Linked DNA regions of Homo sapiens: region 2 is linked to region 1. A link is a contact called in ENCODE Hi-C or POLR2A ChIA-PET data. All regions are on one chromosome and are shown on one strand. Each heading gives the region's core, a stretch centred on a gene start or an enhancer-like site at or near the end of the contact. The rest is flanking DNA. Distances are from core to core; before and after follow the strand shown.

The links. Hi-C counts contacts between places; a loop is a spot of excess contacts on that map. ChIA-PET counts read pairs that join two places held with the same protein, here RNA polymerase II (POLR2A). Pooled maps may share reads with other maps.
Region 2: a map of CD14-positive monocyte shows a loop between it and region 1 (4-fold over the local background). The contact joins two enhancer-like sites. A Hi-C loop is called at or near these places in 2 of 168 maps with a recorded cell type or tissue (CD14-positive monocyte and Caco-2) and 6 of 50 pooled maps. POLR2A ChIA-PET finds 5 or more read pairs at or near these places in 5 of 52 experiments (IMR-90, OCI-LY7, RWPE1 and 2 more).

The regions. Positions count from the first base shown.
Region 1 is chr4:40,490,013-40,494,013 of GRCh38, forward strand. The region is part of intron 2 of RBM47 (RNA binding motif protein 47); the gene reads right to left. It also overlaps the pseudogene RPL37P14. Among named protein-coding and RNA genes, the nearest start is that of MIR4802, 10 kb to the right of the region's middle. Within about 2 kb of position 1,864, at least 4 of the 41 ENCODE cell types and tissues checked have a DNase peak (open chromatin) inside an H3K27ac peak, as active enhancers do; they include CD14-positive monocyte, where a contact is called at or near this core.
Region 2 is chr4:40,720,780-40,724,780 of GRCh38, forward strand. No RefSeq gene overlaps it. Among named protein-coding and RNA genes, the nearest start is that of NSUN7, 27 kb to the right of the region's middle. Within about 2 kb of position 1,997, at least 12 of the 41 ENCODE cell types and tissues checked have a DNase peak (open chromatin) inside an H3K27ac peak, as active enhancers do; they include CD14-positive monocyte, where a contact is called at or near this core.

The DNA of each region.
Region 1 (4,001 bases), core at 614-3,113:
CAACAAAAGACAAAAACTATACACAGTAATCTGAATAGCTGCCAGAAAAGCATTTGATACAATGCACCAACCCTTCATAACTAAAACACAACATATTAAAGCAGAAGGGAACTTCTTCAATCTGATAAATAACATCTACAAAAAACCCATGACTAATACACTTAATGTGAAAAAGACTGAATGCTCTCCCCATGAAGAACAGCAACAAGGATTTGCACTCTCTCAACTTCTATATGCAACATTGTACTTGTTTCTAGCCAGGATAAATAGAAAAAAAGGAAAAAGAAAAAAAAAGAAAGAAAGGGGATCCATATGGGAAAGGAAGAAATAAAACTCTGTTCATAGATGACGTAGTCAATTACATGTAAAAAACCTAAGGAATCCATTAAAAAATTATTAGAACTAATAATCAAGTTCAACAAGGTTGCAGGACATAAAAGCAATATAGAAAAATCAATTATAAATTTCTATCTACTAGCAATGAACAAACTAAAATATAAAATTAACAAAGCAATTTCATCTACAATAGCATCAAAAATAATACAAGTGTTAAAACTACAAAACATTGTTCAAAGAAATCAAAGATCTAGGCCATCTATTAAAAATACAAAAATTAGCCGGGCGTGGTGGCGCCTGGCCGAGACATAAGAATCACTTGAACCCGGGAGGCGGAGGTTGCAGTGAGGAGAGATCGCGCCACTGCACTCCAGCCTGACAAGTGAGACTCTGTCTCAAAAAAAAAAGAGAGAAAAAAAATCTAAATAAATGGAAAGACACTGCTTGTTCATGAATAGAAGACTGAACGCTGCTAAAATGACAATACTCCTCGATCTGATCTACAGAGTCAACACAATATTCCCATCAAAATCTCAGCTAGTTTCTGGGAAAAAAAATTGATAAATGGATACTAAAATTCCTACAGAAATTCAAGGGGCCCAGAATAGCCAAAACAAACTTGAAAAAGAAGAACAAAGCTCAAGGACTCACCCTTCCAGGTTTCAAAATTTACTACAAAGCTACAGTAAACGAGACAGTGTATAGGGTGCAGAAATCTTAGGGGAAAACCATAAGGTGCGGGGAGGGTGGGCAGCGTGGTACTGGCATAAGGATGGCCATAGGACAATAGATTCGAAATGAGAGTTCAGGGAAAAAACCCAAAACATGTATCTGTGGTCAATCGATTCCGGACAAGGGTGCCAAGACTATTTGATGGGAATAGTCTTTTGAAGAAATTATGCTTTAATAACTGGATACGCACAATGCAAAAGAATAGAGTTGGACCCCTAATTCATATCATATACAAAAATTAAATCATTATAGATCAACCACCTCATAAGAGCTAAAACTGTAAAACTCTTGGAAGAAAACATGGGTATAAATCTTCATGACCTTAGCTCAGGTAGGCAGCAGCCTTTTAGATATGATACCTTTCAAATATGATAAACACAGCAATAAAAGAAAAAATAATGAAATTGTCCTTTGTCAAAATGGGAAGCTTTATTTCTCAAAGGACACCATTAAGAAAGGAAAGACAACTTACAAAATGAGAGAAAATATTTGCAGATGTATATTTGATAATAGCCTTGTATCTAGAATATATAAAGAACTCCTACAACTCAATAATGAATAAGACAAATAACCCAACTTAAAGATAGGTAAAGAGTCTGAACAGACATTTCTCTAAAGCTACACACACTCTTTGGTCTCAGCTGCAGAAGCCAAATGACAAAGAGAACGTCATCGTCTGGAAAGCATCGCAATAAGATGCACACGATGTGCCACCGCTGTGGCTCTGAAGCCTACCACCTTCAGAAGTCAACCTGTGGCAAATGTGGCTACATTGCCAAGTGCAAGAGAAAGTGTAACTGAAGTATCAAGGCTAAAAGTTGAAACACCACCAGGACTGATCATATGGGGCGCCTAAAAATTGCACACTGCAGATTCAGGCATGGATTCTGTGAAAGAACAACACATAAACCCAAGAAGGCAGCTATTGCAACATCCAGCTTATCTCACGAATTTCAGTGATTAGTCATGCCATAAAGGTTCTGGTTTAAAACCTGAACTGAAAAAAGGCTAGGCACGGTGGCTCACGCCTGTAATCCCAGCACTTTGGGAGGCAGAGATAGGCAGATCACTTGAGCTCAGGAGTTCGAGACCAGCCTGGGCAACATGGCGAAACCTCATCTCTATGAAAAATACAAAAACATAGCCAGGCCTGGGGGTATGCGCCTGTAGTCCCAGCTACTTCGGAGGCTGAGGTGGGAGAATCACTTGAGCCCCCGAGGTTGAGGCTGCAGTGATTGTGCCACTGCACTCCAGCCTGGGTGACAGAGCGAGACCCTGTGTCCAAAAAAAAGTAAAGAAAAGAAAAAAATAATGAAGTCACACTTTGCGAGAGTGGGAGAAGTATGGCAGATGCTGCCACTTATTACCCTCCACTTCAGAAGGGCACATTTCAAAGGCTCCCATGACACCTCTCCTGTTCCGATCATTGTTTCCAAGGAACAAAGCTCAGGCATGCACCTGTGGATGCCATGATGTCCATGTTCCATGTTCTCCACTAATTTCACTTCAGACTAGAACCTTATCACTAAAAACCTCACCATGCAGAATTATCTTACAGAGAAGTTTCCTTATGACACAATTTTTATGTCCCAATGGCTGCCTGGCTTTGTGTCCCAGCTCTTTGTTCTCACAGTGAATAGCTTTCCAAGAAAATGCTTCCCTGGTCCCTGTTCACTCAGCACTCCCATCATGACCTGTGTGTGTGTGTGTGTGTGTACGCGCACACACGAGTGTGCAGTGTGATGAGGATGGGAATCAGGGGGCTGGAGCATTGCTTAACTGAGCAATGCATAATTAGCCTCCCTTCCCAGCCTCAGCAGGCAGCAACTCCCCTGCATCTTCCCCTTCTGCTTCCCCTCCTCCATCACCCTCATTATCTCAATGTTGCTTTCCAATATTCCCAAGCAACCAAGCTAAACAAAGCAAACATTAAGCAAAGAAGACAGAAAGAAAACAGGCTTTGGAGTGTGGCACAGAGAAGCTCAAAAACTAGCCCTGTCATTTTCCACTTAGGAACCCCAGGCAAGCCTACGATGTCAACTTTGTCAAATGAAGATCACATAATACCCAATTTCAAGATATATTTATAGGATTCCCCCTATGAGCTGGGTGCCGAGGTTACAACCTGAATGACACATGTAGACTGTCATTGAAAAACTCATAGTGTAGTAGGAGATATAGAAATGCAAACAAATTCCAATGCAGTGTGATAAAGGCCATGACAGGTGGCATTAAGGAGGCAGGAGGGATTAATTCTCTTCATGGTTGAGGAGGAGGAAGAAGGCATTCTGGGGTGGATGTAAGACTTCAGTAAGACAATGTGTCCACAGAACACTTGGCACACGGTAAGTGCTCAAAGAATGTGAAATTCTTTCTTCACAAAGAGCCCTAGGAATGCAGAAAATAAAATTTATATGTTTTGGCCTGGCGCAGTGGCTCACACCTGTAATCACAGCACTTTGGGAGGCCAAGGCAGACAGATCACCTGAGGTCAGGAGTTCAAGACCAGCCTGGCCAACATGGTGAAACCCTGTCTCTACCAAATGTACAAAAATTAGCCAGGCGTGGTGGTGGGCACATGTAATCCCAGCTACTTGGGAGGCTGAGGCAGAACTGCTTGAACCTGGGAGGCGGAGGTTGCAGTGGCTGGCACTGCACTCCAGCCTGGGTGACAGAGTGAGACCCTGTCTCAAAAAAAAAAAAAAAAAATTAGATGGGCATGGTGATGCATGCCTGTAATCCCAGCTACTCCGGAGGTTGAGGCACGAGAGTTGCTTGAACCCGGGAGGCAGAGGTTGCAGTGAGCCAAGATCGCACCACTGCACTCCAGCCTGGGCAACAGAGTGAGACCCTGTCTCAAAAATAAAGGATATTAATTATAATAAATTTATTGTATAACAAACTAATGTTGATGTCTTAGGGTTAATACTGTG
Region 2 (4,001 bases), core at 747-3,246, 230 kb after region 1:
TTCCATTACAGGTGCCAGGCAAAAAGACCGACTCCAGATCAAACCACCTATCCGTTTCTCTGCTAAGATCCCCAGGCTGCTGACTTTGCAAGAAGAAATCTTACAAATGTACACATCAATTGCACTGTAAACTAATAGTCTCCATCCTTAACTGGTTCCTCAAAACGACATGGTAGTCATTTAGTATTTTCCTAGGTGGCTCTCTCTCCTTTGCACAGTGCTTCACAGAATTCAACGTTTTCACTTTCCTCAAAATCTGACGCCTGCCTTCCTCCCCAACAGAGAAGATAATGCTATTAAGGAACTCCTTCACCTTCTCACCCTAACCAGTGGTATGAGTAAATGCCTGATAACTGGCTCTCCAGATGTCAGGGTATGGGGAAGTACTGATGTATAGTATTTACTAATTTCCATGATGTAAATATCCCCACTGTGGCTGAATTCCAGCTGTTAATGTGAGGTTAACCAATTAGCAAAATTGCTGAAAATTTAACAATTGGCTCCTGTGAGCTTGTAGGAGCTGGTTCCAGCACCCACTGCATACAACTCAGAAACTTAAATGGATCCAAGGCATCCTATCCTCCTTCCCACATCTGTTACAATAGGAGAGAGGTCTCTCCTATTCTCCTCCTATCTAAAGCAAATGATCTGCCTTCTATGGTATCTTGTTCTATCAATTAAAATCCTTTTTTCTTGTATCTTCTACTTCCCCCTAACCTCTTTTTTTTTTTTTTTTTTTTTTTTTACAGAGCCTGGCTCTGTCGCCCAGGCCGGAGTGCAGTGGCACAATCTCAGCTCACTGCAAAGTTCGCCTTCCAGGTTCAAGTGATTCTCGTGTCTCAGCCTCCCAAGTAGCTGGGATTACAGGTGCCTGCCACCATGCCCGGCTAATTTTTGTATTTTTAGTAGAGACGGGTTTTCACCATGTTGGCCAAGCTGGTCTCGAACTCCTGACCTCAAGTGATCCGCTCGCCTCGGCCTCCTGAAGTGCTGGGATTACAGGTGTGACTCACCATGCCTGGCCCTGAACCTCCCCCTTTTTTACTGACTGACTTCTTTTTCTCATTTAAACTTAGTTAACCCTGTCCCACCTTTTCTATTTGTTTGTTTTAAGAACCAACTCTATTTGACTCCACATTTCCCTCTGGTTATGTCACAGATCTACTTCATAAAAGAATGGTTTCCACTGCCTGACTTACTCATCTGCTTACTGAAATCTGGGTTTCCACTGAAATCTCCTAAGTTACTAACAACTTCCTTGTTACTAAATTCAATAGCAAATTTCAGTCCTTGCTCTACTGACCTCTCTTTAGCAGCTGACACATTTGACCACTTCTTTCCTTGGCCTCTGTGACTCGATGATCCTACGATTCTCCTCATTCCTCTTGGCCTCACCTCTGTTTCCTTTTCTGGCTCCTCCCTTCTGTCTTTCTCTGACTTGTTAGTGTTTCCCCATGGTTCTACCAAAAGATAAGAGATCCCTTCTCTTTTCATTCTACTTTCCCTGGATCTGATCTCCTCCCATGGCTACAATTACCATCCCCAGGTGGATGACTAGTGATGGTTCCAGGCCAAGTCTTTGCATCTAGTAGGCATATTTGTTTGAATATCTTTGGAAGTATCATGATCGTAACATTTCTAAACTGAAAGCTCCCCAAATCGCCTCCCTTTCTGTGCTCCTGGAACAGTGAAGGGCCCCAAGTTGCCCATGCCAGAACCTTGATTCCTTTTCTCTGATACCTCATTCCAATTAATCACTAAGTCCTGCTGATTCAACTTCACATCTCTTACTCCTGTCTACCTCTCATCATCCTCAGGGTTACCACCCTGGTTCAGGCACACTACCTCTCACCAAGGTTATCCTTCCTGGTCTCCTAACCGGTCTTTCCACTTCCAGCCTTGCCTCACCCCAATCCATCCTACATTCTGCAGTGATGTCTCAAAAACGCAAATGTGATCATGTCATTTGCCTCTTCAACAGCTTCTGATGGTTCCCCTTTGTTTTGTCACATGAGTGGTCTGACCCTCATCTGCCTCTTCCTGCTCCCCACCGCATTTCCACTGATCTAAACTTTTTTCAGTTCCCTAAGCATACCATGTGCTGTTTCATCTGTGGGCCTTTAACTATACTGTTTACTTTGCCAAGAACACCATAATTTACTTCCTGGTGAATAGAGACAGGAAGTAAATTATATTCATAATCTCTCTTACCGTAACTTACTGCTTCTTAGACATTACTTACTGCTTCTTAGAAATTACTTCCTGCATAAGTGCCGCTGACCCAGCCCCCTCCACCTCCTGCAATGTTTGTTTAACTTGTCTGTCTCCCTGATAAACACTAACCTCCATAAGGACTGGGACCTTGTCTATTCTCTTCACCCCTGTATCCCCATTGATTTAAATCAATAACTCCATCCTCATTCTACCCCCTGCAGCCCCTGGCAATCAATCACCAATTTACTGTCTCTATGGAATTCAACCTCCCTCAGCAAGTTGCCAGTGGGAAATACTGAGCCTAGACCTACTATTAACTTTTAAAATAAGAATATTGAGTTAGTAATTAAGTGCCAATTATTAAACTTTTTTGTGCCTTATTTCCTTAACTTTGAAAGGATGCCTACTCATTCAAGGGCCCAAGCCAGATGACCTGCAGGGGTTTTTTTTGGTTTTGTTTTTTTTCTTTTTTGAGATTGTGTTTCGCTCTTGTTGCCCAGAGTGCAATGGTGTGATCTCGGCTCACCGCAAACTCTGCCTCCTGGGTTCAAATGATTCTCCTGCCTCAGCCTCCAGAGTAGCTGGAATTACAGGCACATGCCACCACGCTCGGCTGATTTTGTATTTTTAGTAGAGACAGGGTTTTTCCATGTTGGTCAGGCTGGTCTCGAACTCCTAACCTCAGATGATCCACCTGCCTCGGCCTCCCAAAGTGCTGGGATTACAGGCATGAGCCGCCGAACCCAGCCTGACCTGTAGTTTTAATTGCTTGACAGTCATATAAAACTTTGCCTTATTCAGCTTCTCATTTATGGTTCTGGTCAATTCATAGAATTTCCACTTACAGGAATGTCAGTTTCTGTGGCAGGAAGCAAAACCTCTCAGTATGCTCTGAGGAACCTTCCATGACTGCCATGACCAGTTCCTCAAGTCCCTGCCTTCCAGCCTACACTCTTCCCTATTCTCTAAATATGAGTTTCTTCCACTCTGATTTCAAGGAACTTGGATTATGGCAAGTCAACTTTTGAGACAGGGTCTCACTCTGTCACTCAGTCTGGAGTGCAGTGGCACAATCTTGGCTCACTGCGATCTCCAGTTCCAGGACTCAAGCCAGCCTTCCACTTCAGCCTCCTGAATAGCTGGGACCACAGGCACGCACCACCGGACCCAGCTAATTTTTCTGTATTTGTAGAAATGGGGTTTCACCATATCACCCAGGCTGGTCTTGAACTCCTGAGCTCAAGTGATCCTCCCGCCTCGGCCTCCCAAAGTGCTGGGATTACAGATGTCAGCCACTGTGCCAGGGGCAAGTCAACATTTTAAAACCTGTCTTACTTAAAAAAAAAATTTTTTTTAAATAAATGAATAAATAGGCCAGGTGTGGTGGCTCACGCTTCTAATTCCAGCACTTTGGGAGGCTGAAGTGGGTGGATCATCTGAGGTCAGGAGTTTGAGACCAGCCTGGCCCACATGGTGAAACCTCTTCTCTACTAAAAATACAAAAATTAGGTGGGCGTGGTGGTGGGCACCTCTAATCCCTGCTACTCGGGAGGCTGAGGCAGGAGGATCACTTGAACCCAGGAGGCGGAGGCTGCAGTGGGCCGAGATAACAACATTGCCCTCCAGCCTGGGTGACAAGGGCGAAACTCCTTCTCAAAAAAAAAAAATAATAAAAGAATAAATAAATAAAACCTGTCTTACATAAAATATTTTAATTGCCTCTATTCAAAATCTATCTTTTAGTTAAGACTTTTTTACATTTTTAGTTTTTGTTTTCAGAAATATGT